Regions from separate parts of the Homo sapiens genome. Here region 1 is linked to region 2. The links are chromatin loops, found by intact Hi-C in ENCODE. Cell type or tissue: HepG2. All regions are shown on one strand. Links, peaks and the distances in the headings refer to the core of each region. The heading gives the core; the rest is flanking DNA. Region 1 has its middle 39 kb from the start of ZNF385B. Region 2 has its middle 160 kb from the start of SESTD1.

Region 1 (16,911 bases), core at 5,365-13,364, 480 kb before region 2:
GGTCTTCCTGGAGGCTCTGAGAAAGAATTCCTTTCATGATTTTCTCTTAGGTCTTGGTGACTTCTGGCCATTCTTGGTGTTCTTTGGCTCAAAGATGCATCACTCCAAATTCTGCCTCCATCTGCATGTGGTCCTTCCCTCTCTTTGTGTCTTCTCTTCTTCCGTCTCAGAAAGATACCATTCAATTTAGGACCTCCCCTAAGTCCACGATGATCTCATCTTGAGATGCTTAACTTTATTATGCAAAGATCTTTCTTCCAAAATAAGGTCACATAGACATGTACCAGAGGTTAGAACTTGGACAGTTTTTGGGGGGAGCCCAAGTTCAATCTACTGCACGGAGTTTTCTGTTAGTCTTCCAAATTGCAATCAGTTACATTGTGATTCAAGAGTTCAACATATACCAAAGCTCAATCTGATATAATCAAGGCTGGAATAGGACTTGCATTTAAATCAGAGGGCCAAAGTGATCTGTAATCCCCACGTTCGTTGCAGCATTATTCACAATAGCAAAGTATGAAAATAACCCAACTGTCTATCAACAGATGAATAACACACACATGCCCGCGCACATGCACACACACACGCGCGCACACACACACACACACACACAGAGGAATATTATTCAGCCTTAAAAAAGAAGGAAATTCTGCCATTTGCAACAACATGGATGGACCTGGAAGACATTAAGCTAAGTGAGATAAGCCAGTCACAGAAGACATCTAAAATAGTCAAACATATGCAAGCAGACAGATAATAGAATAGTGGTCCAAGGGAATGAAGTGAGGAAGACATGAAGACTTGTTGTTCAGTGGTATAAAGTTACAGTTATACAAGATGAATGAGTTCCAGAGATCTGCTGTACAACACATTAATACAGTTAGCAAGAAGATATTGTACACTTAAAAATTTAAGAGAGTATATATCAAGTTAAGTGTTCTTACCACAAAAAAGGCAGGGCACAAAGAATCCTTTGGAGGTGATGGGTGATGGATATGTTCATTATCTTGGTGGTGATGACAGCATGAGTGCATTCATGTGTCCAAACTCACCAAATTCTATACGTTAATTATGTGAAGTTTTTGTGTACTAATTATACAATAAAGGCAGGGAAAAAAGAAAGCTGAAGTGGTCACATAAATCTTTGCCTCAGGCCAAATAAGCTGCTTGACATTTTTATTCTGGCCATCACGGGCTCTGACACAAGTCAAGTCCTTAAGATAGTTTGAGACTGCCTTGGAGCCAACAAGGTAGTGCTGAGACCCGAACTCAAGATGCCACAGGAATGCCCAGATTAGAGTTCATATCCTGCTTTCCCTCCCACTTAAAAGCACCTGCCAGAGCATAGGGTGTTGGAAGTATCTCGGGCAAAAATCAGTAGAAGGAACTACTGATAGCATCTCCTGGCTCAAACTTATTCCATCTATTCTACTGCCACCTGATGATTTCAAGGCTTCTTGGAAACTTAAAAGAAAAGAAAAGAAAATATGGAAAAGGACATGGCTGCCTATTCTGTAGAGAGATGGGAGGACTCCTTACTCATCTATCCCACTGATAAGCTAATTTAACTGTCCTGTTTGGACGTGGAAGATTTATCCTGGCCAATTTAGCTAAACCTTTCATAATCTGGGGCAGTTTTAGGGGAGGAAAGTTGCATTTAACCTCATAAATACTTCCACTCTGGACCAGAATCAAGGCAGCCTCACTTTTCCAATGGCGCAGGCATCTGGCATCCCAGGTGTAATCCTGAACTGAATTATTTTCAGTTTTGCAGTGCTTGATAAGGTGTCTGAAGTGAGAGCATTTTGCTTCTCAGCTTTGCAGAGAATTGCACACATGGTTTTCACTCTCATTTTCTTTTGATATTTGAAATGATTTTATTACAAACTATAACTTTTTTATGAGTGACTACATCTGAGAAACTAAACGCAGTCTCCCAGTGGACTCAGCCATTTGTTAAACCATCACAGAATCTCCATGCAGAGGTTTTAAGAAGTGAGAGAGGCAATTTATCAACTCTTCATGCATATTCTCCTGACTGCTGAGGAAATTAAACTTGTTCTCACCTACTGAAACCTCAACACATTTTTATTATACAAATCTAATATGTGTTTAATGCTAACCTGCAATCAATTTACCCATTATGGTGAAATCCTAGTCGTACATTTTTTTCTCATTAGAAGTTTTGTTTTAGCGTATTCATTGATCCAGTTTATGAGTCTGTATCCAATGTTTTTGTAAGTTTACAATTTTTTTTTTACATAAAGCTTCTAATCTGGTCATTTTTATATTTTAATTTCCTATCTTAAGATATTAAATTAGATGGAAAACCTCCAAGTTCAGGAACAATGTCATATTAATCTCTGCCTCCAAGGGCCAAAGGAAGTGCCTGGTTCATAGTAAGTATCCCATAAATGTTTATTGAAATGCACATATTAAAATGCATTTGTGCCTTATATACAACACAGAAGCCTAATCCATTCTGCATTTTATCAATTTTTAATAGTTCTAATATGTGCTCTAGTATAAGCCATCTCAGATATCAGCAGGATATTTTAGTTATCTATACATTAAAAAAGAATATCAAAGTTCTCTACATATAAGTGGCTAGTGGATTCATATGAAGGTGTTCTACTTAATTCAGAATTAAACAAATGCAAATTAAAACATCAAGATAATTTTGTCCATCAGCTTGATACAAATGTAAAAGCCTGATAATATTTTGAGCATTTTGATCTGATGAGGGCAATGCCATAAATTGTTGACAGGAATTGAAATAGAAACATAAATTTGGGAGGAAAATGTTCATTCCACTTAAGAGAGCCGTCTAAATGTTGGAAATGAAACCTAGGAAAATAACGATACAAGTCTGTAAATACACATGTACAAACAGCTTTAAACTAAGTAATTTGACACAACAATAAATAATTAAAGCAATTGATAAATCATTTCAATGCCCATCAGTAGAGGCATGAATAAAATCAGTGGTTCATGCAATGGAATATAACACAACCTTTTCAAAAAGCAAGGTAGATCTGCATGGTCTGAAAAGATGATCAGGATATATTGTTAAGTCACAAAATGAATTGTGAAACAATGTGGATATAGAAAAATCCTGTTTTTCATTAGAAAAAAGTGGGTATTGTGTTTGTGTGTGTATGTGTGTGTGTGTACACAAACAGGAAAAGTGGGGAAAGGTAAATATCAAAGTGTTAATAGAGGAAGTCCTAGCTAGAGAAATCAGGCAAGAGTAAGAACTAAAAGATATCCAAATAGTAAAAGAAGTCAAACTCTCTCTCTTCACTAACTATATGATTTTATACCTAGAAAGCCCTAAAGACTCCTCCAAAAGGCTCCTGGAACTGATAAACAACTTCAATAAAGTTTCAGGACACAAAAATCAATGCACAAAAATCAGCATTTCTATACATCAACATTAAAACAGCCAAATCAAGAACACAATCCCATTTACAATAGCTACAAAAAATAAATACCTTGGAATACATATAACTAAAGAGGTGAAAGATTTCTACAAAAAGAACTGCAAAACACTGCTGAAAGATATTATATAGATTACATAAACAAATGGAAAAATATGCCATGCTCATAGATTGAAAGAATCAACATCATTAGAATGGCCAAATTGCCCAAAGTAATCTACAGATTTAAAAATGTTTCTATCAAGCTACCAACACTATTTTTACAAAGCTAGAAAAAGCTATTCTAAAATTCATATGGAGGCAAAAAAAATAAAAGAGCCCAAATATCGAAAGCAATCCTAAGCAAAAGGAACAAAGCTGGAAGAATTACACTACCTGACTTGAAGCTATACTATAAGGCTACAATAACCAAAACAGCATGATACAAAACAGACACATAGGCCAGCAGAACAGAATAGAGAACCCAGAAATAAATCACACACCTGTGGCCACTTGATCACTGATAAAATAAGCAATGGGAAAGGACCCCTTATTTAATAAATGGTTCTGTGAAAGCTGGCTAGCCATAGGTGGAAGAATGAAACTGGACCCCTATATTTCACTAAATATAAAAAGTAACTCAACATGGATTAAAGACTTGTATGTAAGACCTCAAAACTATAAGAATCTTAGAGGAAAACCTAGGAAACATCATTCTGGACATCAGCCTTGGGGAAAAGTTGATGACCAAGTCCTCAAAAGCAATTGCAACAAAAACAAAAATTGACAAATAAAATCTAATTTAACTAAAGAGCTTCTGCACAGAAAAAGAAACTATCAACAGAGTACACAGAATGGGAAAAATATTTGCAAACTATGCATCCATCAGAGGTCTAATTATCCAGAATCTATAAAGAAATTAAACCAATCAACAAGCAAAAGACAAATAACCCCATTCAAAAGTGGGCAAAAGACATGAACAGACACTTCTCAGAAGAGGACATGCAAGTTTCCAACAAACATGGGAAAAAAATGTTCACATCAGTGATCATCAGAGAAATGCAAATTAAACCCACAATGAGATACCATCTCATACCAGTCAGAATGGCTATTACTAAAAATTCAAAAAATAACAGATGCTGGCAAGGCTGCAGAGATAAGGGAATGCTTATACACTGTTGGTGGGAATGTAAATTAGTTCAGCCACTGTGGAAAGCAGTGTGGAGATTTCCCAAAGAACTTAAAACAGAGTATCATTTGATCTGGCAATCCCATTACTGGGTATATATCCAAAATCGTTCTACCAAAAAGATACATGCACTTGCATGTTCATCACAGTACTGTTTATAATAGCAAAGACATGGACTCAACCTAGGTGCCTGTCAACAGTGGATTGGAGGAAGAAAATGTGGTACATATGCACTATGGAATACTATGCAGCCATAAAAAGAATACAATCATGTCATTTTCAGTAACATGGATGCAGCTGGAGGCCATTATCCTAAGCAGATTAACAAAGAAACAGAAAACCAACTACAGTGGGGAAAAAGCCTCAAAGGCATTTCAGAGAACTTTGCAGCAGCCCCTCCCATCACAGACCCAGAGGCTTAGGAGAACAGAATGGTTTTGAGGGTCAGGATCAGAGCCCCACTGCCCTTCACAGCCTCACCTCAGGACACTGCTCCATACATCCCAGTTGCTCCCGCTCCAGCCATGACTCAAAGGGGCCCAGGTGCAGCTCAGTTTGCTACATCAGAAGGGACAAGCCATAAGCCTTGGTGGCTTCCATGTAATGTTAAGCCTTCAGTGCATGGAGTACAAGAGTTGAGTCTTGGGAGCCTCCATCTAGATTTTAGAGGGTGTATGGAAAATCCTGGATGTCCAGGCAGAAACCTGCTGCAGGGGCAGAGCCCTCATAGAGAATCTCTACTAGGGCAATGTGGAGGGGAAATATGGGGTTGGACCACAAGGAATCCCCACTGGGGCACTGCCTAGTGGTGCTGTGAGAAGAGGGCTACTGTCCTCTAGACCCCAGAATGGCAGATCCACTGACAGCTTGCACCCTGCACCTGAAAAGCCATAGACATTCAGTGCCAGTCCTTGAGACCAGCCACAGGGCCTGAAGCCTAAAAAGCCACATGGGTGGAGCTGCCTAAGGCCTTGGGAGCCCACCCCTTGCATCAGTCTGCCCTGGATATGAGACATGGAGTCAAAGAAGATTGTTTTGGAGCTTTAAGATTTAATGACTGCCCTGCTGTGTTTCAGATTTGTGAGGGCCCTGCAGCCCCTTTGTTTTGGCTGATTTCTCCCTTTTGGAATGGCAATGTTTATCCAATGCCTGTATCCCCATTGTATCTTGGAAGTAACTAAATTGTTTTTTATTTTACAGGCTCATAGATAGAAGGGACTTGCCTTGTCTCAGATGAGGCTTGAGATTTTAGACCTTTGAGTTAATGCTGGAATGAATTAAGACGCTGGGGAACTGTTGGGAAGGCATGATTGTGTTTTGAAATATGTGAAGGACTTGAGATTTGGGAGGGGCCATGGGCAAAATGACATGGTTTGGATCTGTGTCCTCACCAAATCTCATGTTGAATTGTAATCCTCAGCGTTGGAGGTGGGGCCTGATGGGAGGTGACTGGATCATGGGGGAAGAGTTCTCATGAATGGTTTAACGCCATCCTCTTTGGTACTGTATAGTGAGTGACTTATCACAAGATCTGGCTGTTTTACCATTGTGGAAGACAGTGTGGCAGTTCCTTAAGGATCTGCAACCAGAAATACCATTTGACCCAACAATCCCATTACTGGGCTTATACCCAAAGGATTATAAAACATTCTACTATAAAGACACATGTACACTCATGTTTATTGCAGCACTATTCACAATAGCAAAGACTTGGAACCAACCCAAATGCCCATCAGTGATAGGCCAGATAAAGAAAATGTGCCACATATACACCATGGAGTACTATGCAGCCATAAAAAAAAAAAAAAAAAAAAAAAAAAAACACCATGGAGTTCATGTCCTTTGCAGGGACATGGATGAAGCTGGAAGCCATAATTCTCAGCAAACTAACACAGGAATGGAAAACCAAACACCATATGTTCTCACTTACAAGTGGGAGTTGAAGAATGAGAACACATGGACACAAGGAAGGAAACATCACACACTGGGGCCTGTCGGGGTGTGGTGGGCAAGGGGAGGGAGAGCATTAGGACAAATAGCTAATGCATGCAGGGCTTAAAAACTAGATGATGGGTTGATAGGTGCAGGAAACCACCATGGCACATGTATACCTATGTAACAAACCTGCACGTTCTACACACGTTTCCCAGAACTTAAAATAAATAATAATAATATACTAGAAAAAAACAACTGATTGTTTTAAAAGTGCATAGCATGTCCCCCACCCTGCACTTGCTCCTGCTCCCACCATGTGAGATACTTATCTCCCCTTTGCCTTCTGCCATGATTGTGAGTTTCCTGAGGACTACCTCCCTAGAAACCAAGCAGATGCCAGCATCATGCTTCCTGTATAGCCTGTGGAACTGTGAGCCCATTAAATCTCTTCTCTTTATAAATTACTAAGTTTCAGATATTTCTTTATAGCAGCATGAGAACAGACTGATACACTGAATTATTATAGATCATACAAACATCGGAGGATTGGTATAGAATAACCTCTTTTAATTTTTATTTTGTTAGAAATATATTTTCCCTTTTCAACCTTTGTGTTAGAGAAATAGAAATAATTTAGAGCATGTGGCTAAATTGGACACAATGATTACTAGAAGATCATTATTTTCTTACGCTTTTTGCCATGGTTTGAATGTGTCCCCCAACATTTGTGTGTTAGAAATTTAATCTCCAGTGTAACAGTGTTGAGTGGTGGGACCTCTAAGAGGTAGTTAGACAGAGCCCTCATGAATGGCTTAATGCTGTTATATTGGGAGTAGATTTCTGATGGAAGGATGAGTTTGGTTTTCTTTCTCACTCTCTCTCATCCTCTCTTGCCTTTCCACCATGGGATGATGCAGCATGAAGACCCTCACCAGATGCTGGCACCATGCTCCTGGACTTTCTAGCCTCCAGAACTGTGAGCCAAATGTATTTCTGTTCATTATAAATTACTAGTCTGTGATATTCTGTTATTGCATCATAAAACAGACTAAGACACGTTTAATATAAATTTCTTGTCACTTATTCTTTAAATCATTTTGAGAAACATTGAGAAGATGCAGGAATCTGGAAGTTATGAAGTCATTAAAAATGGAAGAAGAAAAAATAGGTACGGTCATACACCGCAAAACATTTCAGTCAACAATGGACTGCAGATGAGATGGTGGTCCCATAAGATTATAACGGAACTGAAAAATTTTTATTGCCTGGTGATGTAATAGCCATCAAAACTTCCTAGTGCAACACATTAGTCATGTGTTTATGGTGATCCTCATATAAACAAACCAGCTGTGCTGTGCTGCCAGTTGTACAGAACTATGTACACATACGATTATGTATAGTACATAATACTTGATAATGATAATAAATGGTTGATTTACTTACTATACTATACTTTTTATCATTATTTTACAGTGTTGAACTTCTACTTACAAAAAAAGTTAACGTGTAAAACAACCTCTGGCAGGTTCATCAGGAGGTATTGCAGAAGAAGGCATTGATACAAGGGATAACAGCTTCATGTGGGGTATTGCCCCTGAAAGTCTTCCAGTGGGACAAGGTGAGGTGGAAGACAGTGATATTGATGATTCTGACCCTGTGTTGGCCTAGGGCAATGAATGTGTTTGCAGCTTAGTTTTTAACAAAAAGTTTAAAAATTAAAATAGATAAAAGCTTATAGAATAAGGATATAAACATTGAAATATTTTTATACAGCTGTACAATGTTTTTGTGTTTTAAGCTGTTCTTACAAAAGAGTGAAAAAGTTAAAAACAATTAAAAAGTTTATAAAATAAAAAAGTTACAGTGATATAAGGTCAATTTAATATTAAAGAAAGTTTTAAAAATAAATTTAGTGTAGCCTAAGTGTGCTTTGTTCATAGTCTACAGTAGTGTATAGTAATGTCCTGGGCCTTCACTCAGCACTCACTCACGGACTCACCCAGATCAACTTCCAATTCTGCAAGCTCCATTCTTGGCAAATGCCCTATACAGATGTGCTGTTTGTTTTTATTTTTAATCTTTCATACCATATATTTGTTGTCTCTTTTCTATGTTTAAATACCAAATACTTCTCAGTGTGTCATAATTGCTTACAGTGTTCTGTACAGTAATTATGTGTATAGGTTTGTTGCCTAGGAGCAACAGGCTATACCATAGAGCCTAGGCGTATGGTAGGCTATACCATCTAAGTTTGTGTAAGTACACTCTATGATACTCACACAATGATGACATCACCTAACCATGCATTTCTCCAATTGTATCCCATTGTTAAGGGATGCATGACTCTATTTTAGTGACAGCTGTACAAATCTCAAAGAAAATTGGAGAAGACTAGGGCCAAGATGGAGGGGCTAATAAGTTACAATTTGAGGATGCTTACACTCCTTCATTCATTTAATCAATAATTTTTTATTCAGCATCTACTGTGTCTAATAATGTAGGCACTGTGGCTCAGTGATGGCAAAACAGGCAGGGTCTTGCTGTTAAGTGCCTTGAGCACTGTGGGGGCATCATGATCCACTCGTTCACCACTTCCTGCCAACCACCCTCCTGCTTCACAAGGTCCCTGCTCCTGTGAAGCTAGTGAGAATAGTCACAATACAGTTGATGAGAAAATAACTATATGGTATTTTAGATAGTGGTCAGAATTATAAAGAAAATAAAGCAGAGGCAATGATGGGAGTAACTGAGATGAGTTGGGTTTATGTGGGTACTTTAGACAGAGGGTTCAGGGAAGGGCTTTCTGGGAAGGGACGTTTGCCCTGAGTTCCAAGTGTTGGAAAGATGATAGCCCTGACATTGGAGAAAATATTCTAGGCAGAAGGAAAAATGTAAGAGCTCTGAAATAACTGTGCTCAGGTGCTGTGGACTGAATTGTGTTCTTCCCCAGAATTCACATGTTGAGGCGTTAGAGGCCAACGTGACTGTATTTTGGCAACAGGGCCTACAAAGTTAAAGGAGGTTGTAAGGCTGAGGCCCTGATACAATAGGGTTAGTGTCCTTATAAGAAGTGACACCAGGGTGCGCTCTCTCTCTCTCTCTCTGCCATGTGAGGACACAGCAATTAAGCAGCTATCTGCAAACCAGGAAGAGGCCTCACTGAGAATGGAACCAGTTGGCATTTTAATTTTGAACCATGAGAAAATAAATTACTGTTGTAAACAGAAAGCCACCCAGCCTGTGGTATTCTGTTATGGTAGTCTGACCGCACTAAAACATCAGTTTAGAATATATTTAAATCAGAGCTTACAGGACTTCCTCACAAATTAAATGTGCAGAGTAGGGGAAAAAAGGTCAAACATAACTTTGAGGGTTTTTTGTTTTTTGTTTTGTTTTGTTTTGTTTTGTTTTTTGCCTGAGTTACTGGGAAGATGTTGATGCATTATTAAGATGGGGGATACCAGGGTGGGGAGAGAGAATATGTGAAGTGGGAGGAAGCAGGATCAGGAGTCTCATTGCTCATTCATTAATGTTAAGATTTCTGCCTGCTACTCATTGCCATGCCATTGGACATATGAGTTAGGGCTCAGGGATGAGAATGGAAAGTTGGGAACCATCAGCATTCCCACCAGGTCTAAAGCTGTGGAACTGGGAGAGATTACCTAGTGACATGTGTCGACAGGGAGTCAGTGGCATTCCAGCATTCTGAGAGAAACCAAAGGAGTAGCCAGTGAAATTAGAAGCTTGTGAGGCAGGGACAGCACAAAAATCAAGAATGGTCCAATTGATGCTAATGTTCTAAGAGGCTGAGTGAGATGAGGAAAGAGATTGAGGACTGGATTTGGCCTATAGAGGTCACAGGGCAACTGGATAACAAAAGTTTCACCGGAATAAGGGAAGCAAAATGTCTGTTTGGAAAGAGTGAAAATGGAAGGTGAAAAAGTGGAGACAGGTTTTATGCAGAACTTTGTTCCAATAGGGAGCAGAAAAATGAAGCCGTAGACAAAAAGAGTGCAGGATCAAGAGACAAATTTAAAAAATATTTTTATGATGGAGAGTTTAAAACATGTACAAAAATAGACCTACTAGTACAGAACCCCCAAGAGTTTTTTTTGTTTTTGTTTTTGTTTTGAGATGGAGTCTCTCTGTCACTCAGGCTGGAGTGCAATTGTGCGGTCTCTGCTGACTGCAACCTCCGTCTCCCGAGTTCAAGTGATTCTCCTGCCTCAGCCCCTCGAGTAGGTGGGATTACAGGCGTGCGCCACCATGCCCAGCTAATTTTTGTAGTTTTAGTAGAGACGAGTTTCACCATGTTGGCCAGGGTGGTCTCGAACTCCTGACCTCAGATAATCTGCCCACCTCGGCCTCCCAAAGTGCTGGGATTACAGGTGTGGGCCACTGTGCCAACCAATAGTTTTAAGAGTTAACATTCTTGTTAATCCGTACTGGTATGCACTTAGCTACTTCCACATTTTTGGGGGGTAGGGGAGGTATATGATGTCTCACTATGTTGCCAAGGCTAGACTCACACTCCTGGGCTCAAGCAATTCTCCCACCTCAGCCTCCTGAGTAGCTAGAATCAAAGACACACACCACTGCACCTGGCTGTATTTCTATATTATTTTGAAGCAAATCCTAAATATCACTAATTTTTCTAGAAACATTTGAAGACTGTATCTCTAAAAGATGAGGACTTTTTGCAATAAATATAATCATAATACCCTTATGACACCTCAAAACAACTAATAATTCCTTAATATCAAATGTCCAAGAAAGGGTTCAAAGTTCAAATTGGCTCATAAATTTTATAATTCTGTAGGATTTGTTTGAATTTTCAAACAAGATTCTACCATTGAAATCCCTTTTGGCTTTCATTGCTGTGTCTTCCTTAATTTTGTTAGTCTATAAATTCTCTCTATCTTTTCCCCCCTTGCAATTTATTTTTGAAGAGACTAGGTTGTTTATTGGTAGTCTAGGTATACCTATAGTCTAGGTATTTGTCTTAGCCTGTTTCTGTTGCTATAACAGAATATCTGAGACTGGGTAACTTATTAAAAACGGAAATTTATTTCTCACAATTCTGGAGGCTGAGAAGTCCAAGATCAAGGTACTGGTAGGTTAGATGTCTGGTTCCATCATGACGCCTTCTGTATTCTCTGGAGAGGAGGAATGCTATGTCCTCACATGGCAGAAAAGCAGCAAGAAGAGAACCTGTGTCCCTCAGAATTCGTGTTTCAAACACTTAATACCCAATGCAGCATTAATTCACTTCCCAACACTTATGCATTGGGTATTTTTTAAAACATGAATTCTGGGGAACACAGTCAGACTATAGCAGAATTTCTTATTAAACTTCTGTGGTTTTGTTTAATATGTTCCTCTTCTTTTGTATTTCCCCAGCATAAACAGTTGGATGAAATAGTTGGATCAGATTCAGGTTTAATTTTTTTTTGTGGGGACGAGATTGTTTCATGGGTGGTGATATGTTTATCCATCAAGAAGAACGTAATGTCTGGTTGCTGCTCTTTCTGTGATGTTAGCAGCCACTGACGCTCGATGCTCCAATATATTCATCAACTAAATATTTCAAAATGGTGACATTCTAATTCTATCCTTCCTTCATCATTTATTAATTTGAATACTTCCTTCATCATTTATTTGCTTAGAGTTTGTTTAAGAAAGGCAGAATAAACATTGAATTCTTTCTCTTTAACAGTTTTGTGGTAGTAAATAAGTTATGTAGTATCCTCTAACAATTAGCAATTTTTAAAATATCGAACTCATGAATTTAAATATATTTAATGTGTTTCAATGTGTTGAAGTTATTATTCTTATTGACACTGAAATCATTCCTGTTTGTGTGCAGGAAAGCTTCTTCAATTTACCATCCTTTGACATGCCCTCATAGTTTATTACAGCTTTCTTGCTATCTGGTATAACAAGCTGTTCTTGGCTCACCTTGTAGAATTATTATCTTACATCTGAAATCATCTATTTCTCCAAGGAGAAGAATCTTTATTTTAAATGAGAGAGGTGGAAGCATATTTGTATATTGATGGAAATAATTCAATTGAGAGGAGAGAATTGCAGGAGCAAATTCCTTGAGTAACGGAGAGAGAATAGGGTAAATGGAACTCGTGGCCTTAGGTTGGAACAGAGACAGCTCATTACTGTAATAGTGCATTGGGCAGAGCAAAATGCTATAGAAATATAAGAGCCATATGGATGATTAGGCAATAAAACTTTGTCTATAATTCTGTGTTAAATCATCACATTTCCCACTTACAAATTCTCTTTTGTTTTTCTATAAATTCCACAATCAAGAAATCACAAAATGTATGAATATCAATGCACTAAATTTTCTAGTTTGTCCATAGATTGTCAAGAATTATTTAAAACTCAAAAGAAAAATACTTAAACATTAAGACTAAAAATTGTTTATATCTAATTATTTTTCTTTTAATGTGCAAACTGGATATTTATTCTTGATATATTTGAAAAACTGAAAAATACTGACATCATGATTTATTTGCTTTTGCTAGTTTGAATCATGACCATAGAAGGATCTTGCTTTAAGCCACAAAGTTCCCAACTAATGAATGTCCTTGACATACAAATGGCAACCCCACCTTGTCAGACTTGACTAAAGAGTTCTCCCCTCTTCTTTTTCTTTATAATCATCCCTCTCTTTGCAGAGCCTATAGCATTTCCCCTTTTCATCATTTCCTTCTCTCATCCATAATGTCCATTCCACTACATTATTAATGCTGTTAAATATTGCCTAGATATAAAAAGTGTGAACTCTCTTCTCTCATCCTTAGGCCTGTTGTAGATGTACTAAGTGAGATTGTTACTCTCGCTCTTCTCCCCACCAGAGTCCTTGTTCCCTACATTTTTGTCCAGCTGGATGGGAAGGCAATTTTGAAGAGACAGGATGGCTTTAAGTAATATCAAAGCCTGAAATACATTCTTTAGTGCATTTCAAGCAGGGGACTGAAAAAGAGGCTTTTAGGGCAAGACCCTGATGATGGAACTGGATAGGAAAGAAAGAGAAATATAGGGAGTAGAAGAGTGCTGCTGGCAAAATTTGCAGTATTGAAATATTGCTTATTACCAACCAGCAAAGATTGCAAGAGGAAACTATTCTCCTTTCTCTTCTTTCTTCCTTTAACATCGAAGGCACTCTGGTCCCAGGATCCTGAAATTGATCTACTTATTAATGGTACTAATATATTGCAGGTCACCAGCATTAGAGTTTAAAAGAATCAGTTTGGAAAACTTGACTAAAACGATTTTGATGGAAACATTTCATTCCAATTTTTCAGTAATCAATTTTCAACTCATCTTTGGAACTCAGCATAATCATAAATTGTAAATACATACATGAGCTGTATGCCAAATTGAATTTTCAAGCTACAAATTAATATCTAATCACTCAGTTTGCAGAAGTATTGACACTGATATTCCTTTAAAACAAGAACTTTGGTATTTGTTTCCAGACCATTAACTACTTGATAGAGGATCTAGGGGTGGGTTAAGCAGTCTAATGCACAAAAGTTGAAAATTGTTAGACAAAGATGAGTGAACAATAAATGTTAAATTATAAGGAGATATGAAAATAGAATTGATTTATTGATCTATATATCTTAGAAACAAATCTATTTGTGAAAATGAAGTAGAGCATTAATTGCTCACCAGGCACATAGTATAATTTTGTTGTTTTTGTTACAGAGAGTAACCAAGTATTTTCCTCTTACAACGTGAAATACTCACCAATATTTTCTTATCCCACTGTACAGATTTGCATATTATTTCATACACTTAATTGAAATGTTTATATATATATATGCATGCTAGTTATGGGAGAAGTTTAGTGTCACTCTATCACATATATCCCAGAGGGTTATTAAAATTTAATGAGCATCGGTTGGTGATAAATCCTAGAGTGATGATTTAAAACAAGATGGCAAAGTAAGGCAGTTAAGCAGGTACTTCGGGAAAATGCAGAGTTGTTTCGCTTGATGCTTCTACGTATTTTTTTAAATTTCCTCTTAGATGTAATCTAATATTTATACCACTGAGTGATTTGAGTGAGATAGAATGATTGGCATTCTGGGAAAAGTCACGGGGCAAAGTTTTTGAGCATAGACCACTCTGTTTAGTGAAGGTAACTTCTATACCGGTTTGTAGGATTGAAAGAGGAAGAAACTGGAGTGTTGGAGATGAAATAGAAGACTCTTGCATTTGCCTAATGAGCAAGAGATGAGGCTCAGAATTAGTGTAGGAGCAATGGAAATGGAAAGAGGGGGTGGTTTCTAGATTTTTACGGGGGTAGGATTGTGATAGCCTAGTGACAGACAGAGGAACACAGGATGGGGGGTGATGCAGAAGCCTCCCACATTTATGCAGAGAAAGAGAAAGGAGAGTTAGAGAAAGGTATTGGGAAGGAGAAAGTTTGAAGAAAGCCGCACAATGTTTCAGAAGTCAAAGGAGGAGAGAGCTTCAAGAAGAGGTCAACAGAAACAAATGATTCAGATAAATACTGTTAGAGGAGGACGAAGAAGACACATGGATTTAACAAGTAGAAAGTTGATGTTAGTTTTTAATAATGGGATGAGACTGGAAGCCAGCTTGTAGCAGGTTGAGGAGTAAAAGAAGTGTTAGCTTGGAGGAAACAAGAGTAAAGAATGATTTTTGAGAAGTGGTGATGAAGTGTAAATGAGAGTAGGTTATAACTCTTTAGGAAGAATAAGGTTGGGAAGATAGTTTTATTAGGATAATGGAAGTGGATTCTAAAAATACAATGAAGAGGTGGGGTAGTAGTCTCTTACATTGGTGACCCCCAATGAACTATATCTCCTGGGATTCATTCCCTGTGTATTCCACTCCCCTTGAATTTGGGATGGCCCTGTGACCAACAGAATGTGATGCTCTTAGACAGTCTTCCAAGCCAAGGTATTAAGAAGACCTGGCAGCTTCTGCTTCTTCTGCTCTTGTATTTTGGAAGAAGGCAGCTGCCATAGAAGAAGTCTGACTACCTGACACCACCCTGCTGTGGGGAAAACCTATGCTATCCATGTGGAACCACCATATGGAGAGAGAGAAAGATGTCCAGCCATCCCCCAGTTGTTCAAGGCACCCCAACTCAGGCACCAGACACAAGTGAAGAAGCCATTTTGGATTTTCCAGCTACAGACGATGCCACTTGATCACAGAGGAGCCCCCACTCTGCCTAAATTGCAGACTTGAGCAAATAAATATTGTTTTAAGCACTGATGGTTTGGGGTGATTGATATGCAGCAATATGTGACTGTAACAAGTGACTTTTTAAAATATGGATGGAGAGGTGTGGAGGGATAGAATAAAGCCCCAAAGAAGGTGAGTGGGCATAGGGTCTGGTGGAAGAACTGGTCATCTTGGAAGCGAGTAAGGACACTGGTTTTCTGAAGCATAAATAATTGAGGGTAGGGAAGGTAAAATGAAATTAAAATTAGATATGGATGGGAGGAAATTGGACCCATCCAAGTTAGACAGTGAGATATTATGTTGAGAATGAAGGCTGCACAAAGAAGCTGAGAGCTGCAGAGGAGAAAAAAGATTGTGAGTGGAATAGAGATTCATTCTGAGATGAGTAAATGGATGGATGGCAGAGGCTGTTAGAGCCCCAGTGAGTGTGATAGTCATGAATTTGTGATCAGGCCAATCAACAAGGCTTGGTGATTATTTGTGCCCATCCTTACTGAGATTGGCTTCCTTCAGTGATTTAAACTATTTAGTTAGGTTACCAGCCATTCCACTTGGTTTAGGGGATTTGGATGCCAGTTATATTAACAAATAGGAAAAATATATAGCCCAACTGAAACTTTTGAGTATTTCAGGTTTTTCAGAGACTCTTCCCAGTTTTGTATTTTAAAAAGCATGGCCCTGTTTCTTGCCCATTTGCAATACTAAAAATGATTTTCATTAGCAATTGCTGAATCATATACCTGAGATTACAGACAATGCTATTTATACTAAAGAAATTGAGTGCACATCTATTTTAGCTTCCTGCCCTATTTTCATACTTTTATCCATTTGGATTTTTGTCCCATATGTTGTCCTTAGCACCGTCTTAAGCTGCTGTCTAGTTATAGCTCAAAAAAACTTCCGTTCCAAATGGGGCTTTATTTCAGTGGGATGGTAGGGGGTGGCGGTGTACTTTCTTTCAATCTATTACTTAACGGACAGATATTGTGAAGATTAATTAGTCAATTATTAAAAGTTCTCTGTGGTAGCAAAACAAGAGTTAGTTTTTATACCCAAGAATTGTAGAGCAACTGGTTTTTTTAGCTCCTTATATGAAAAATAAATTCCTGGAGGGCTTTGGAA
Region 2 (16,911 bases), core at 3,416-11,415:
GAATTTTGCTAGCCAAATACAAACCCTTGGCAAAGGGCTTTCTCATTTAGGGACATCCCTGATAACTCTAATATGTTGTGCTCTGGCCATGACTATCTCAGAGAAATGCAGGGTGATTCCCTTTTCTGCATCCCTTAGAACATTTTCTAAAATAAAGCTGGAAACATGCATTGCAGACGGAAATGCAATCCTGTTCACCGAGAACTCCATGCCTGGACTCCCATTACAGAGCCCCCGGGCAAATTAGCCACTGAAGAGAGAAACCAACAGATAATGGAAGGATGCCGTGCACGTGTTTGCATACCGTCACACCCAGAAGTTAAGACCCATCATCTGTGAGTGCCAGGACCTGGAGGGGGAGAGCAGGTTTCCAGCCAACTAATAAAGCCGGTAGATGTAAGCTGCCTGGCATCCCCAAACAGGTGGAGCTGCTGTGGGGGCCTCCGCGAGCAGGGAGGCAGAAGTGGGGGTTGATTTGCTAGTAACTGAGGCAGGAGGCAGTCATCCACAGGTGTCCCAGTCGGTGTTGATTCCACGCAACCTGCTCGCCTACTCTCACTATCTGGAGACGTAGGTAAAATACTGCTCATTAAAAGCAAACACAGGGAGTGGAGCTAAGCTATTAGGCAATGCTGGAACTTGACAATTTAGGATAAGTCAAAATCCTTAGAGACAAGACCAGTTTGGCATTTAGGAAGATCAGGAGTCATTTTCGACGAGCAGGGGGTGCACTGTTTTAGCTGCTAGAGCTTTGACGCTGGTAAGCTTGACTTCCCGGCACAGCTCCCTCCTAAGAGCAGTTCAGTCGATAAAGGGACCCGTCTGGAGCAATTGCAAATGCGCTTGGCTCTAATTTCAATAATCAGTGTGAAACCTTGATCCAGCATGTGTTGAATGCAATGCAGTTTTCTTTTTCTTCTCTAGGAAGCAGATGGGAACTGTTACAACAAAAACAGCCAAAGGAAAAAGAAAGCCTGTTGTTTTGCTGCCCCTGCAAGTAAGTGGGAAGCAGTTTCCTGCTTTCTCCAGAGATGTTTGGAAGAAAATAGGATGTTCTAGGACATAAGTCTGAAAAGGTAAACAAGCCATTTAATTAACTGAACCACTTCAAAGCAAAAAAACAGGGAAAGGGTGGGATTAAGTACAAATCAATACAAACTATAGAAATATGAGATTCTTATCGACATAGTGTTTCCTCCCAAATTTTATACTGGCCTCTGCCCCCTCCCATCACCAACTACTCCAACATAAAGGTGCCTTCTCCCAGGCAGGAGCCATTTTATTGCTTTAAACCGGTGTGTGCAATCCCTTTAGACTTTGGTTTCAGAGGGCCCATGGCAGGTGTGCCTCTGAATCCTGGGACCTAAAACCTTCTTAGTATTATTTGAACTGTGCCTTGCACAGTGGCTTCCATTATTTAGTAAGTTCCTTCTGACTTGATTGTGGGGATCACGAAGATGAACTGCTACCATTTTATTTAGTTATTTTACCTGTTCCCAGGCGATGCAGATAGGCAGTAAAACTAATTAAATCAACACTCTCCATTACCACTCTTGCTATTTCCCCAGAATAAGTTGTCACTCTCTCTAAGAAAAAGAATTTTTTCCCCAAGGCTGTTTTAAAATGATAATACAACCTCTGCTACAAACGCAGGAGGGCTGGCAATAAGATGTGCAAACCTACCTTTCTAAATTTAATTAAACTCATGTAGCAAGGATGTCTTTTGGAGCCATAGTTTTCTATTGGGTTCAGGCATATTTAGGCATATTTGGAGAATTTGCAGGGAGGAATCTCTTTGCAGAGCAGAGCAAATGGCCTTCTCTCACAGTCAGCTGTCCCAAAGAGGAAGGGCCCAAAGGACCCCTGGCAAGTGAGGAAGCAGCTATGGGTTGAGAAGCTTAACCTGATAGCAAAGCCTTGGAGGGGGAGACAGTCCTTAATCTTTTTGGCTCATAGACCCCTTTGAGAACCTGCTGAAAGTATTGGTATTGGACCCTGTCCAATACCACAGAAAACATTTACCTATGCATTTGCAACACTCAATTTCTTATACCACACCAGATGTATTCTCAGATTCCAGCAAACCCATCTGTGGATCACCACTGATGGTTCTGTGGACTCAGGGAAACACTTTCCTTAGAGTTTCTGCTTCTCAAGAATTAACTGGAAATAGCTCAGCATCCCTACCCTGTCTCCAGCCCACTTCCCTGGATGCAGGTCTGGTCCTGGACAGAAAGGAGGCCACTGTTCTCAATTCAGTAGCACTGGCCACCAAGTGACACTGCTTTGGCCTCCTGTGTCTGGATTCATTCCAAGGAGAAAGATTTGGTCTCCCCCACTTCACCTCAGGCACTCGTAGGACAGCCACCAGAAGTGGACATCTATGCCCAGCAGAGAGGTGGGACAGTGCACGTGCCATGGAGGTGCCACACATGTGGAACACTTCTGGGAGAACCCACCAAAGCCTGGGGAGCTGGGGACTCACCCAGGCAAGGGCACCTGCACCAAGCCAACCAAATGTGAGTATAATGGTACAGTGATCTCATTTGTACATTATACCTGATAATTACCTCCTTTACATCATTATTTGGGATTTGGTACTGGACAATGTTAGTCTAAGATACAGGGGCATTTCTGGAGTAAAGTTCTTTCAAAACTTCAGTTTATTACAACTAATTATTTTTTTAGCATTTATTTATTTCATATTGTCATGACGGTTAAACACTGAAAGCATCCCTTGAGGCAGACATCTCCGAACACAACTCTGAGAAGGGTGGTGGAGTAAGTGGCTGTGTTTCCAAGGTGAGAATACTGAAGGGCTAGGCATGTAGATAAGTGTGTTGGAGGGGATGGGAGTGGGAGGCAGTCTTGGATAATACATGCAGATGTTCCCCCTGGTCCAGTGGTAGGAAGCTGCACTGACTTGCTGAATCTTAGGAATATATCTGCACCCAAAAGCAGGCTCAGTACTTGAGAGATTGTTGTCTTTTTGCTTCTATATTCATGTATTTACCTCTTCTAGTCTACTGGCATTTTGTTTCTTTCAATGTATTGAACTACCTTATAAAGGTGTTGGCAAAAAACAGAATTACAACAAAATTATTAGAATCTATGCTTTCCATATAATGGTGGGGGATGTTGCAGGGGTGCTGCTATCAATATCTTAAATAGAACAAATTAATATTCAATGACTAAAATAGAACAAATTTAGACTCTACTTTAGGTCACCTGTAAACTTGAGCAAGTCAGTTAACCCGTCCTGTTCCCTTAGACGCAAAATAGGATTTCAGCTAGATTATCTCTAATGTACATTCTGTTGAAAAATATTATTCATGCCTGTAATCCCAGCACTTTGGAAGGCCAAGGTAGGAGGATCACTTGAGCCTAGAAGTTTTGAAACCAGCCTGGGAAACATAGGAAGACTCTGTCTCTACAGAAAATTTTAAAATCAGCCAGTTGAGCATACCTATAGCCCCAGCTGCTCAGGAGGCTGGGGTGGGAGGATCACTTGAGTCTGGGAGGTCAAGGTTGCTGTGAGTCATGATCCTATCACTGCACTCCAGCCTGAGCAACAGAGTAAGACCTTGTCTCAGAAAAAAATAGTACTGTAGATATAACCATGATCATAATACCTTGATTTTGTATGGATCTTTGATACTCACAGAGCACTTTCTTTACTTTAATGTAGCTTATTTAGTGGTTGAGAACATAGGTTCTGGAGGCAGACTGCCTGTCTGGAACTTCTGGTTCCACCACCTACTGTGTGGCCTACAGCAAAGTATTAACCTCTCTGTGCCTTGGTTTCCTCATCTGTAAGTGACAATAATAATTCCTTCCTCATAGGATTGATATGAGGATTAAATGAATTGTCGCATACAATGAGCTTAGAACAATGCATGGTATATCACAACTGCTCAATAAATATAAATGTTAATTGTATTTATTTAAAAACTTAATATGTGAGTTGGTGCTTTCTTTTAATTTTTCATTTGATTTACCTCTTTTGCTTTTTTCTTATACATCTTTTTTACTCCATTTAATCTCTTGTGAAATAATTTAATATGGTCAACAAATTTGAATTTGTGATGGCCAACTTAAGGGCATCCTTTAGTTGTGTGCTGAGATACTGTTTAAAGCTGATACTCATTGAGATGTCATTTGAAACTATTCTTTTCTCCCACTTGTACCAGTCATATGTCTCCAAGTGTCTTAAGTAGTTTATTTTGCTCATAAATAGAATCCATCCAATAGTTCAACTTATTTATGGAACCCACCGACTCTTCCATGAAGGTAAGATGGCTAAGCACCTATAAAGTGACATTTAAGGGTCACTAAGAAGCTGCCTATTTCAAATAGGTCCCACTAACCACCTCATCCTTCTATCGGCATCAGTGTTTCTTTCTCTTCCTATTTTGTCTGAAACAAACACTGTGACTGCTTTGGTGACTAAGGTATAACTTACTGCTTTGGGGCAATAGGGAAGGTACTGCTTCTAGAAAGTACAAGCACTGTACACACAACATTTACTTTTCAAGGCATTTTAATGTGATTATTCTCATATGCACCTTCCAATGCACCTGAAGGACCAGGTAATCTTATCACAATCTACAGATGAGGAAACAGAGAAGCTGAGAGGTGGCCAAAATTACAAACATACTTATTGACTTGCTGAGCAATTAATAAGTGCTCAGCTTGGTCTTCTTTGGGGGCTTAAAATAGAAGACCTACATTTAGAGGAGTTTACAATTTAACTTTCTTTTTTTCCCTTGGAGGTTAGGAATTGTGTTTAAAATTTCTAGATTTCTAGATTAGCTGTTGCCTTGAAAAACAGAGAGAACCTACGACAGAGAACAAGAAACCAAAAACAGCTGAGTTTCAGAAAGAAAGTGAAATGGAAGAAGATACCAGTACATGATTCAAATGATCGAAACAGCCAACAGTGATGGTCTTTAGTAATGCAGAACTAAGATGAAAAAGCAGCTGAGGAAAAATGGGCCCTGAATGCAGGGTTAGATTCCCGATAATTCACTGAAAATAAGTAAAACCAACAGTGGTCAGTTTGTCCTGGGACCAGCCCTAGATCTCACACAGCCCATGATATTATAAAGACAAGGATCTCTAGATGCTGAATTACACATAGCAACTGGAACTTCCTCATTCTGAGTGGAGGATCAGATGAGGGCGTATTCATCATCAGGAAAACTGCTCCCTGATATTGTCATAAAGTCGTGTGAGATTTTATTTATTTATTTTTTACAGTTTCAGGGCTGCAAAAGCTATGAAGACATTTTAGTTCCACTCTCTTTCAAAAATTAGCAATTTATATTGCACCCTTATTTACCATTTGATTTATTTTCTCTGGCTTTCCTGCCTCATCTCGCTCCAGATCCTCTTGAGCACCTGCTTCACATCACACATTATTTCTCAAGAATATCTTGTTTAGTGCATGTCCTGCCTAGCAGTCATTTCCCCTAATTACTAATGCTGGTAATCAGCACCTGGCCATCACCTGAGACTTCCATCTCCCCATCTGTGTAGTGTAGGTATGCCTAGGCCACCACTGGCTACATTGGGTATGTGATCCAAGTTCATGCTGCTAAACTGGAGCTTGAGAAATGGAGAGAATTAGGGATCCTTCATTGGGCAGTGGTGTCCTGAAAGCATTTCCCACTAGTTGTTGTCTCTAGATCCCTGAAACTGTCCTTCCCAAGACCCAGCCTCTCATCTTTTCTTAGATTCTGTAAGTAGTTCTGTCTTCTCCTACCAATAAATTCCCATTTCCCTTTGTGCTAGCCAGGATCAATTTCTATAGCTTACATCCAAGAATTCATAACTGATACAGTGCTTCAGACACATCAGAGCAAAAAAAAATTGCTTTCCCTGTAACCATTAAGCTTTAATATGTTTAAAAATCCAAGACCTTTTGCTATGTTGAGAGACAATATGTCATATAATGAGTAAGAAGCATGCGCCCTTCCTGGTTTGAATCCAAGTTTCATCCCTCACTGTCAGTTGAGGGCACATAACCTCTCTGGTCCTCAGTTTTTCCCTCTGATAATAATAGTTTCTACCTCATTGAAGTCTTAAAGGTCTAAATGATCTAATAGGATCTTTGTATGTATTTAGTACAGCTAGTACAGAATCTAGGACTTAATAAGCTCTCAATAAGAGCATCCATTATATTTCTTGCTCTCCATATCCAGTAAGTTCATATTAAATCAGGATGAATAGGCTAAGCGTTCAGAATTTGAATAATTTCCTTTCAAGCCACTACACCAACATATTGTGTGATTTCTGTGTTGCCTCCATCTTTTTGCTATAAAATGAAGTAGAACAGATGGATTGTGAGATAATGAGTGTATAAAGCACTATGAAATCCTTAGATAAAAGGGGCCCCTGAGCATCATTATCACATGACAAGAAATCGACTGTTACTTTAGGTCAGGTTTTATATTTTTAATATATTTTAAACGCATTTCTGGGTCAACATGTGAGATGAGGAAAACAAGTGGTGTTTGAACAGAAGCTCATGAACAGTGGTATAATTACTTCCTGACCTGCACTGCCTTACTGTAGTCAACTGACTGCACAAAGAGTTTGAAAAACAAAAATCCTAATTTTTCTGAGGTTTACAATTTTTGGGACCTAGTTCTGATAAATAAGGCCATGCCAAGTCTACTTCTGTGACTTGGATAGGCTCAAGCACTTGTAAGTAAATCATAGAACATTCAGCTATTCATTTTTTAATAAACATCAAGCCAGAATCAGTATCCTTTCTCAATAGAGCTGTTTTTAGAGTATCTCAAAATTCCTTGATACTTCCAAGGACACCAACATCATCTAATTTGTGAATTGCAAAGATTATCTCCCTTTCAGTCATTACGGGGAATATAATAAAAATAACCATAATTATGCCCAATGAATGATAGACAATTCCATGGGTAGCATGGTTTGGAATTGAACCTGGATTTTAGTTGTCTCTGGCACTCATTAGCTATGTGACTTTGACAAATTACTTACATTATTTTTTTTAGTTAAACAAGATAACACATAATTTATAAGCTACTGTGTGAAAAACATCTAACCCAATATCTAGCACATAATACATATTTCTTCTCCTTAGGGCCCTGAGATAAAAGATTCTATAACCTTGGTGCAATCCTAGAGCCCTCAGGTTTTCAGGTTATTCTCTTGAGGGTTAAACTGAGTTTATAAGAACATAGGAGAGTGGTAATTTTCCTATCTGCTCCTGAGATCTCCAACGGAATTAACAGGAACTCCTGAAACTGTTTTCTTTCTCAAATTACCCACATAGGAAGTCTATATAGTAATGAGAAATAATGGGACTGAAAACGGGACCCAGGTAAACTTCTATTCCTAAATCTGCTATCAACATCTGCCGGCCAGGACGCAAGCAAACTCACAGCTTTCTGGTGCCCCCTGGAGGCTACCAACACTGTGCCTCATAATGCAAGGAACTTGTCTCTAAGGGCAAAAAAGGGAAATTCGGTCTCACTCCTACACATGTTAAAGTAAAAAAAAATAAAAAATAAAAAAATATAAAAAAATAGGAAACTTCACTACACTAAGCATTTGAAATATATTGACATTTGTAATTTTTACTACAGTCTATAAGATTGTTAAAATTATCATACCCATTTCTAGATGAAGAAGGCCAAAACCCAGAGAGGTTTACTAAGTTCACAGTGTCCCACAGTTAAATGAGTAATAGAGCTAGAATTCAAACCCAAATAGCCTGATCTAAAGCTAGACATATTAGCCATTATTTTATACCTTTAATATGGACATAGTAACCATTACTTTATAACCTTATACTTTTTACGTAGTCTTTGGATACTTTGGTTTGTATCTAAAGACTAAGTGCTAATACCTTGGAAAGTCACAAAAATATAAGGATTGGCCTATGCTTTTTACCAAAGTGTTAAACGTGTTGAAATTTCTCAGCATATTCCATGTATATAATAAATTAGGTACTAATTTTTGTTTCTTTTATTTCTGGCATATCATGTTCTGTGTATTTTTTCCCATAAAAACTAAGTAAAACAAAACAAAACAAAAAATTTTCTCAAGCTTTTGTCGTCTGATACTAAATTCATTTTTATTTTCTCATATAGAGTAGTTATCTTTATTTCTATGCTCATTAACATTCTATGTCTGAATCCTTTAGAAGAAATAATAACAAATATTGCAGACAAGGTCATAAAAATGATATTCCAGAGAAAGGCAAATCAAAACCACAATGAGACATCACTTCAAATGCGTCAGCATGGCTACTATTAAAAAAAGAGAAAATAACAAGTGTTGGTGAGGATGTGGAGAAATCGGAATCCTTATGCACTGCAGGTGGGATGTAAAGTGACATACCTGCTATGAAAAACAATTTGTCAGTTCCTCAAAAATTAAAAAATAGAAATACCATATGATCTAGCAACTCCACTTCTGGGTATATATATCCAAAAGAATTGAAAACAGGAACACAAACATATATGTATACCCATATGCATAGCAACATTATTCACAATAGCCAAAAGGTGAAAGCAACCCATATCCTTTGATGGGTGAATGGATAAACAAAATGTGGTTTATGTATACAAATGTATACACACATACATACACACACTGAAATATTATTAAGCCTTGCAAATTAAGGAAATTCTAACACATGCTACAACATGCATAAACCCTTAAAGACATTATGCTAAGTGAAATAAGCCAGTCACAAAAAGACAAATACTGTATGATTCTTCAAGTAAGGGTACTTGGAGTACTCAAATTCATACAGAAAGTAGAATGTTAGTTGCCCAGGGTTGGGCACAGAGAAAAATGGAGAATTATTGTATAATGGATACAGAGTTTCAATTGTATAAGATGAAAAATTCTGGAGAGGGATGGTGATGATGGCTGTACAACAATGTCATTGTATTTAATGCCTTTGAACTATACATTTAAAAATAGAATGGTAAATTTTATGTTATATATTTTACCATAATATTTTAAAATAAATTAATTAAGAAGACTGTTTTTTATCTTTTAAGTTCAGGGGTACATGTGCAGGTTTGTTTTATAGGTAAACTTGTATCCTGGGGGTTTGTTGTACAGATTATTTCATCACCCATGTATTTAGCCTACTACCCTTAGTTTTTTTCCTGATCCTCTCCCTCCTCCCACCCTCCACCCGCTGATAGAACCCAGTGTCTGTTGTTCCCCTTTGTGTCTATGTGCCCTCATCATTTAGCTCCCACTTATAAGCAAGAACATGGGTAATTTGGTTTCCTGTTTCTACATTAGTTTGTTAAGGATAATAGCCTCCAGCTTCAGCCATGTCCCTGCAAAGGACATGGTCTTTCTTTTTTATGGCTGCAGAGTATTCCATAGTATATATGTACCACATTTTCTTTACCCAGTCTATCATTGATGGACATTTAAGTTGATTCCATGTCTTTGCTATTGTGAATAGTGCTGCAGTGGGCATATGTGTTCATGTGTCTTTACAACAGAACAAATTATATTCCTTTGGGTATATACCTAGTAATGGGATTGCTGGGTCAAATGGTATTTCTGTCTTTAGGTCTTTGAGGTCATTGCCACACTGTCTTCCACATTGGCTTAACTAATTTACACTCCCACTAACAGTGTATAAGCGTTCCTTTTTCTCCACAACCTCACCAGCACCAGTTATTTTTTGACTTTTTAATAATAGCCACTCTGACCCTTAGATAGTATCTCATTGTGGTTTTGATTTGCATTTCTCTAATGATCAGTGATGTTGAGCTTTTTTTCATTGATTGTTGGCTGCATGTGTGTTTTCTTTTGAAAAGTGTCTGTTCATGTTCTTTGCCTACTTTTTCAGGGAGTTGTTTATTTTTTTCTTGTAAATTTGTTTGAGTTTCTTATAGATGCTGGATATTAGACCCTTGTCTGATATATAGTTTGCAAAAATTGTCTGCTATTCTGCAAGTTGCCTGTTTACTCTGTTGATACCTTCTTTTGCTGTGCAGAAGTTCTTAAGTTTAATTAGATCCCATTTGTCAATTTTTGTTTTGTTGCAATTGCTTTTGGCATCTTCGTCATGAGATCTTTGCCCATGCCTATGTCCTGAATGGTATTTCCTAAGTTATCTTCCAGGGTTTGTATGGTTTTGGGTTTTACATTTAAGTCTTTAATCCATCTTGAGTTAATTTTTGTACATGGTATAAGGAAGGGGTCAAGTTTAAATCTTCTGCATATGGCTAGCCAGTTATCCCAGCACCATTTATTGAACAGGGAATCCTTTCACCGTTGCTTGTTTTTGTCAGGTTTGTTGAAGATCAAATAGTTGCAGCATGTGGTGTTATTTCTGGGTTTTCTATTAACTGTAGTTAATACCACAATGGGCAATAGATCTCTTGAACTTATTCCTCCTACCTAACTGAAATTTTGTGTCCTTTGACAAACAGCTCCCCAGTACCCCTCCCCTCCAGCGTAAAAATGTTCACAATAACATTTTTAGGTAATCACCATTTTACTCTCTGTTTCAATGAGTTAGACTTTTTAATACTCTACATGTAAGTAAGTATTCAGCTTTCTGCATCCAGCTTATTTCAATCAACCTAATATCCTCCTAATTCATCCATGTTGTCACAAATGACAGGATTTTCTTCTTTTTAAAGGCTGAATAGTATTCCATTGTGCATATATACCACATTTTCTTATCCATTCACCTATTAATAAACACTTAGGTTGATACCATATTTTGCCTATTGTGACTAATCCTGCAATAAACATGGGAGTGCAGATATCACTTCAATATACTGATTTCATATTCTTTGAACATATACCCAGCAATGAGATTGTTAGATAATATGGTAGCTCTATTTTTAATTTTTAAAGGAACCTTCATACTATTTTCTGTAACGGCTGTGCTACTTTATATTCCCACCAACAGTATGCAAGTGTTCCCTTTTCTCCACATCCTTACCAATACTTTCTATCTTTTGTCTTTTATGTTTGTTTGTTTTCAAGAGACAAGGTCTCATTCCATGGCCCAGGTTGGAGTACAGTGGCATGATTATGGCTCACTGCAGCCTTGAACTCCTAGGCCCAAGCAATCCTCCTGCCTCAGCCTCCCAAGTAGCTAGGACTACAGGCACATGCCACGATGCCTAGGTAATTCTTTTGTCTTTTTGATAATAACCATTCTAACAGGTATGATGTAATATCTCATTGTTTTAATTTGCATTTCCCTGATGATTAGTAATGTTGAGCATTTTTTTCATATACTTGTTGGTCTTTCATATGTCTTTCTTTGAGAAATTTCTATTCAGGTGCTTAGCCCATTTTTTAATTGGATTTTTCATTTTCTTGCTATTGATCTGTTTGAGTTCCTTATATATTTTGGATATTAACCCCTTAACGGATTTATCGTTTACAAATATTTTTTCCCATTCTGTAAGTTCTCTCTTCACTCTGTTGATTGTTTCCTTTGCTGCACAGAAGATTTTTTGGTTTGATGCAACCCCCAACAGTCTATTTTTGCTTTTGTTATCTGTGCAAACATGTTACATGTTAGGGATCATATCCAAAAAAAATCTGTCTAGACCAAGGTCATGGAGCTTTTCCCCTATGTTTACTTCTAATAGCTTTACAGTTTCAGGTCTTACATTTAAATCCTTAATCTGTTTTGAGCTGATTTTTGCATATGGTGTGAGATAAGGATCTAGTTTCATTCTTCTGCATGTGGATATCTAGTTTTCCTCGGACTGTTTATTGAATAAACTGTTCTTTCCCCATTGTGTGTTCTTGGCATCTTTGTCAAAAATCAATTGACCATAAATGCATGGATTTATTTCTAGGCTCTCTATTCAGTTCCATTAATCTGTGTCTGCTTTTATGTCAGTACCATGCTGTGTTAATTATTATAACTTTAATTATCTATTTTTGTGAAACACAATCTTATGGTTTAAAACCACATGATTTGTTATTTCTTATGATCCTGTGAGTCAAGAATTTGCATGGCTCACCTGGCTTGTTCTGCATGACATGATGTCAGCTACTGAACCTGCATTTATCTGGAATCTGGACTGGGGCTGACATCTGAGATGCTCTTCCACCCCTAGCATTTCTCTCCTTGTAGCCACTAATCATTTATTAGTCCAGCCTATACTTCCTTATAGCATGGTGGCAGGGATCCAAAGGAAAAAAAAGCGGAGGTTGCCAGAACTCTTAAGAACTTGTCTTAGAAGTCCTAGAATATTATTATTTTCAGCACATCTTATTTGTAAGACTCAAGGGGAGAAAAAGTAGACTCAGCTTCTTGATGTGAGGGGCAACATACAAGAGTGGGGGAATTGCCAGCAGCTATATTTGGAGATTTTCTACCACAATAACATTTTTAGGAGATTATTTTATTTAAATTTTTTTTATTATTTTAGATTCAGGGAATACTTGTACAGATTTGTTACATGGGTATATTGTATGATGCTGAGGTTTGAGCTCCTAATGATCCCATTGCCCAAGCAATGAACATGATACCTGATAGATAGTTTTTCAAGCCTTTTCTCCCTCTCTCCTTTCCCCCTTCTGGGATCCCTGGTGTCTATTGTTTTTACCTTTGTGTTCATGTGTACCCAATGTTTAGCTCCCACTTAGAAGTGAAAATATGTAGTATTTAGTCTTCTGTTTCTGCATCAATTTACTCAGAATAACTGCCTCCAGCTGCATCGATGCTGCTGCAAAGTACATGACTTTGTTCTTTTTTATGGCTGCATAGTATTTCATGGTGTCATATGTACCACATTTTCTTTATCCATTTCATCATTGATGGACACCTGGGTTGATTCCATGTCTTTGCTATTATGAATAGTGCTGTGATAAATATGCAAATACATGTGTCTTTTTGGTAGAACAATTTATTATCTTTGGGTATATACCCAGTAATGGGATTGCTGAGTCAAATGGTAATTCTCTTTTTATTTCCTTGAGAAATCTCCAAACTATTTTCCACAGGGGCTGAACTAATTTACATTCCCACCAACAGTGTATAAGTGTTCTCTTTTCTCTGCAACATTGCTAACACCCGTTATCATTATTATTATTTTTTTTTACTTTTTAATATAAGCCATTCTAACTTGTGTGAGGTAGTATCTCATTGTGGCTTTTATTTGTATCTCTCTCATGATTAGTGATGGTCTCTATTTTTTTCATATTTCTTGGCCACTTATATGTCTGCTTTTGAAAAATATCTGTTCATGTCCTTTGCCCACTTTTTAATAGGGTTGTTTGTTTCTTGTTGATTTGTTTAAGTTCCTTATAGATTCTTGATATTAGGCTTTTTTTTTTTTTTTTTTTTGAGACTGAATCTCACTCTGTCACCCAGGCTGGAGTGTAGTGGAGCTATCTTGGCTCACTGCAACCTCCGCCTCCCAGGTTCGAGCAATTCGCCTGCTTTAGCCTCCTGAGCAGCTGGTATTACAGGCGGGCGCCACCACACCTGGCTAATTCTTTTGTATTTTGAGTAGAAATGGGGTTTCACCATGTTGGCCAGGCTGGTCTCAAATTCCTGAACTCAGGTGATCCTCCTGCCTCGGCCTCTCTAAGTGCTGGGATCACAGGCATGAGCCACCATGCCCAGCCTTGGATATTAGACTTTGTGGGGTGCATACTTCGTAAATATTTTTTTTCCGATTCTGTAGGTTGTCTGTCTATGCTATTGATAATTTCATTTGCTGTGCAGAAGCTCTTTAGTTTAATTAGATCCCAATTTTCAATTTTTGTTTTTGTTGCATTTGCTTTTGAGGACTTAGTCAAAAATTTTTTGCCTAGGCCAGTGTCTAGAAGAGTATTTCCTACTTCCTACTTTTTTCTAGAATTTTTACAGTTTTAGGTTTTATATTTAAATCTTTATTCCAGCTCGGGTTAATTTTTTTTTATACAGTGATAGGTAGAGGTCCAGTTTCATTCTTCTGCATACAGTTAGCTGGTTTTCCCACCACCATTTATTGAATAGAATATCCTTTCCCCATTGTTTATTTTTGTCAACTTTGTCAAAGATCAGTTGGTTGTAGGAATGCAGCTTTATTTCAGTGATCTCGACTCTGTTCCATTGTTTTATGTGTCTATTTTTGTGCCAGTGCCATGTTGTTTTGGTTACTGTAGCCTTGTAGTATGATTTGAAGTCAGGTAGAGTGATGTCTCCAGCTTTGTTGTGTTTGTTTAGGATTGCCTTGGCTATTTGGGCTCTTTTGGGGTTCCATATGAATTTTAGAATAGTTTTTTCTAAAAATGACTTTGGTAATATGTTGGGGATAGCACCAAATTCATAAATTGCTTTGGGTAGTATAGACATTTTAAAAATATTGATTATTCTAATCCATAAGCATGGGATTTTTTCTATTTGTTTGTGTTGCCTATGATTTCTTTCAGCAGTGTTTTGTAGTTCTACTTGTAGAAATCTTTCACCTCCTTGATTAGATGTATTCCTAGGTATTTTATTTTTTGTTAATTGGGATTACAATTTTGATTTGGCTGTCAGCTTGAATGTTATTGATGTATAGAAATGCTACTGATTTTTGTATGTTGATTTTTGTAGTCTAAGACTTTACTGAAGTCATTTATCAGGTCTAGGAGTCCTTTGGTGAAATCTTCAGGTTTTCTAGGTATAGAATTATATCATCAGCAAAGAGATAATTTGACTTCCTATTTTCCTATTTGGATGCCTTTCATTTCTTTCTCTTACCTGATTGCTCTGGCTAGGACTTCCAGTACCATATTCAATAGAAGAAGTAAGAGTGGACATCCTTGTCTTGTTCTTAGGTGGAATTCTTCCAAATTGTATTTGTTCAGTATGATGTTGGCTATGGGTTTGTCATAGATGGCTTTTACTATTTTGAGTTATGTTTCATCAATGTTCAGTTTGAGGGTTTTACCATGAAGGGATGTTGGAGTTTACTGAATGTTTTTCTGCGTCTATTGAAATAATCATACAGTTTTTGTTTTTTATTCTGTTTATGTGGTTTATCATATTTATTGATTTGCACATGTTGACCTATCCTTGCATCCCACTAATAAAGCTCACTTGATCGTTTCACCACGATGAATTAACTTTTTGATGTGCGAAGGCTGGATTCAGTTTACTAGTACTTTGTTAAGGATTTTTGCATCTAGGTTTATCAGGGATATTGGACTGAAGTGTTCTTTTTTGTTGTTGTTGTTGCATCTTTGCAAGATTTTGGTATTAGGATGATATTGGTTTCATTGAATGAATTAAAGAGGAGTCTCATCTTTGAGTTTTTGAAATAGTTTAAGTAGGATTGGTGCCAGCTCTTTTTGTACGTCTAGTAAAATTTGGCTATGAATCCATCTTGTCCAGGGCTTTTTGTAGTTGGTAGTTTATTTTAATCAGTGATTCAATTTCATTACTCATTATTGGTCTATTCTGGATTTCTGTTTCTTCCTAGTTCAGTCTTGGGGGATTGTGTATTTCCAAGTATTTATCCATTTCCTCTAGATTTTCTAGTTTGTGTGCATAGAGGTGTTCATAATAGTCTCTGAGGATCTTTTGTATTTCTGTGGGATTGGTGTGATGTCACCTTTGTCATTTCTGATTGTACTTATTTGAATCATCCCTCTTTTTTTCTTTATTAATCTAACTAGTGCTCTATCAATCTTGCTTATCCTTTCGAAAAACCAACTTTCAATTTGTTGGTCCTATTTTTTTTTTTTTTTTTTGGTTCTCAATTTCATTTTGTTCTGCTCTGATTTTTAGTTATTTATTCCGCTAACTTTGAATCTAGTTTGTTCTTGTTTTTCTAGTTCCTTTAGGGGTAAGGTTAAGTTGTTCATTTGAAGTTGTTCTATTGGGTACTCATGGACACAAAGATGGAAACATAAACACTGGGGATTCCAAAAGGGGGAAAGAGGTGAGGGAGTTGGGGAAGGTTTGAAAAACTACTTACCAGGTGCTATGTTTTCTACTTGAGTGATAGGATCACTGGAAGCCCAAACCTCAGCATCAGGCAAAAAAGAAAAAGGGAGAGAGTGGTAAATTTTATAAACTGGCAATTCAGAGAAAATAATACTTGAATGGCCAATAAGCATATGAAAATATGCTATATATTTCTTCATAATCAGGGAATATAATTAACATGACAATAATATACTATTACTGAACTCACATCCATTGTGGGTTTACCAGAATTCATGCTCATTCTATATAAACACACCTAAGACTCTAAGAGTAAGTGGGGACCCTGAGAGTCCGTGCTATTAATTTAAACCAGAACTTGCTTCAAACAAAGAAAGTAATCCAAATAACTAATCTAAAAACACAAATATCCAAAGAATGCTATCATATCCTTTCTTATTCACATTACTTCCCTGTGTTAGCTAAAGTTTACATTAAAAAAAAAAAAAATATATATATATATATATATATATATATATATATATATATATATTTTTTTTTTTTTTTTTTTTTTTTTTCAGACAGAGTCTCGCTCTGTCACCCAGGCTGGAATGCAGTGGTGCGATCTTGGCTCACTGCAAGCTCTGCCGTCTGGGTTCACGCCATTCTCCTGCCTCAGCCTCCAGAGTAGCTGGGACTACTAGGCACCCGCCACCGCGCCTGGCTAAAATTTTTTGTATTTTTAGTAGAGACAGGGTTTCACCATGTTAGCTAGGATGGTCTCGATCTCCTGACCTCGTGCTCTGCCCGCCTCAGCCTCCCAAAGTGCTGGTATTACAGGCATAAGCCACTGCACCCGGCCTAAAAATATTTTTAAAGGAAAAGATAGAATAACCTAAAGTTTCTTTTTCTTTGAGATATTTCTTATTCATCAGTGAGTCAAAGATAGAATGTTGGCAGAATGTGTGTGTAACAAGAAGTGAATAGAGCAATTTTTTTTGTATTTCAAC

Evidence for each region. Peaks named below come from ENCODE experiments on the same cell type or tissue, not always from the same donor. Only the 100,000 strongest peaks of a DNase experiment are listed, where the experiment ranks them.
Region 1: a loop joins it to region 2, with 5 times the contacts of the local background. A loop is called at or near these places in 3 of 110 quality-filtered maps.

Annotation. Positions count from the first base shown.
Region 1 is chr2:179,891,794-179,908,704 of GRCh38, reverse strand. No RefSeq gene overlaps it. Among named protein-coding and RNA genes, the nearest start is that of ZNF385B, 39 kb to the right of the region's middle. In HepG2, for the core only: a CTCF peak has its summit at 9,622; a DNase peak (open chromatin) is centred at 9,624.
Region 2 is chr2:179,412,762-179,429,672 of GRCh38, reverse strand. No RefSeq gene overlaps it. Among named protein-coding and RNA genes, the nearest start is that of SESTD1, 160 kb to the right of the region's middle. RefSeq lists an enhancer at 1-441. In HepG2, for the core only: a CTCF peak has its summit at 7,444 (motif pointing left); a DNase peak (open chromatin) is centred at 7,442.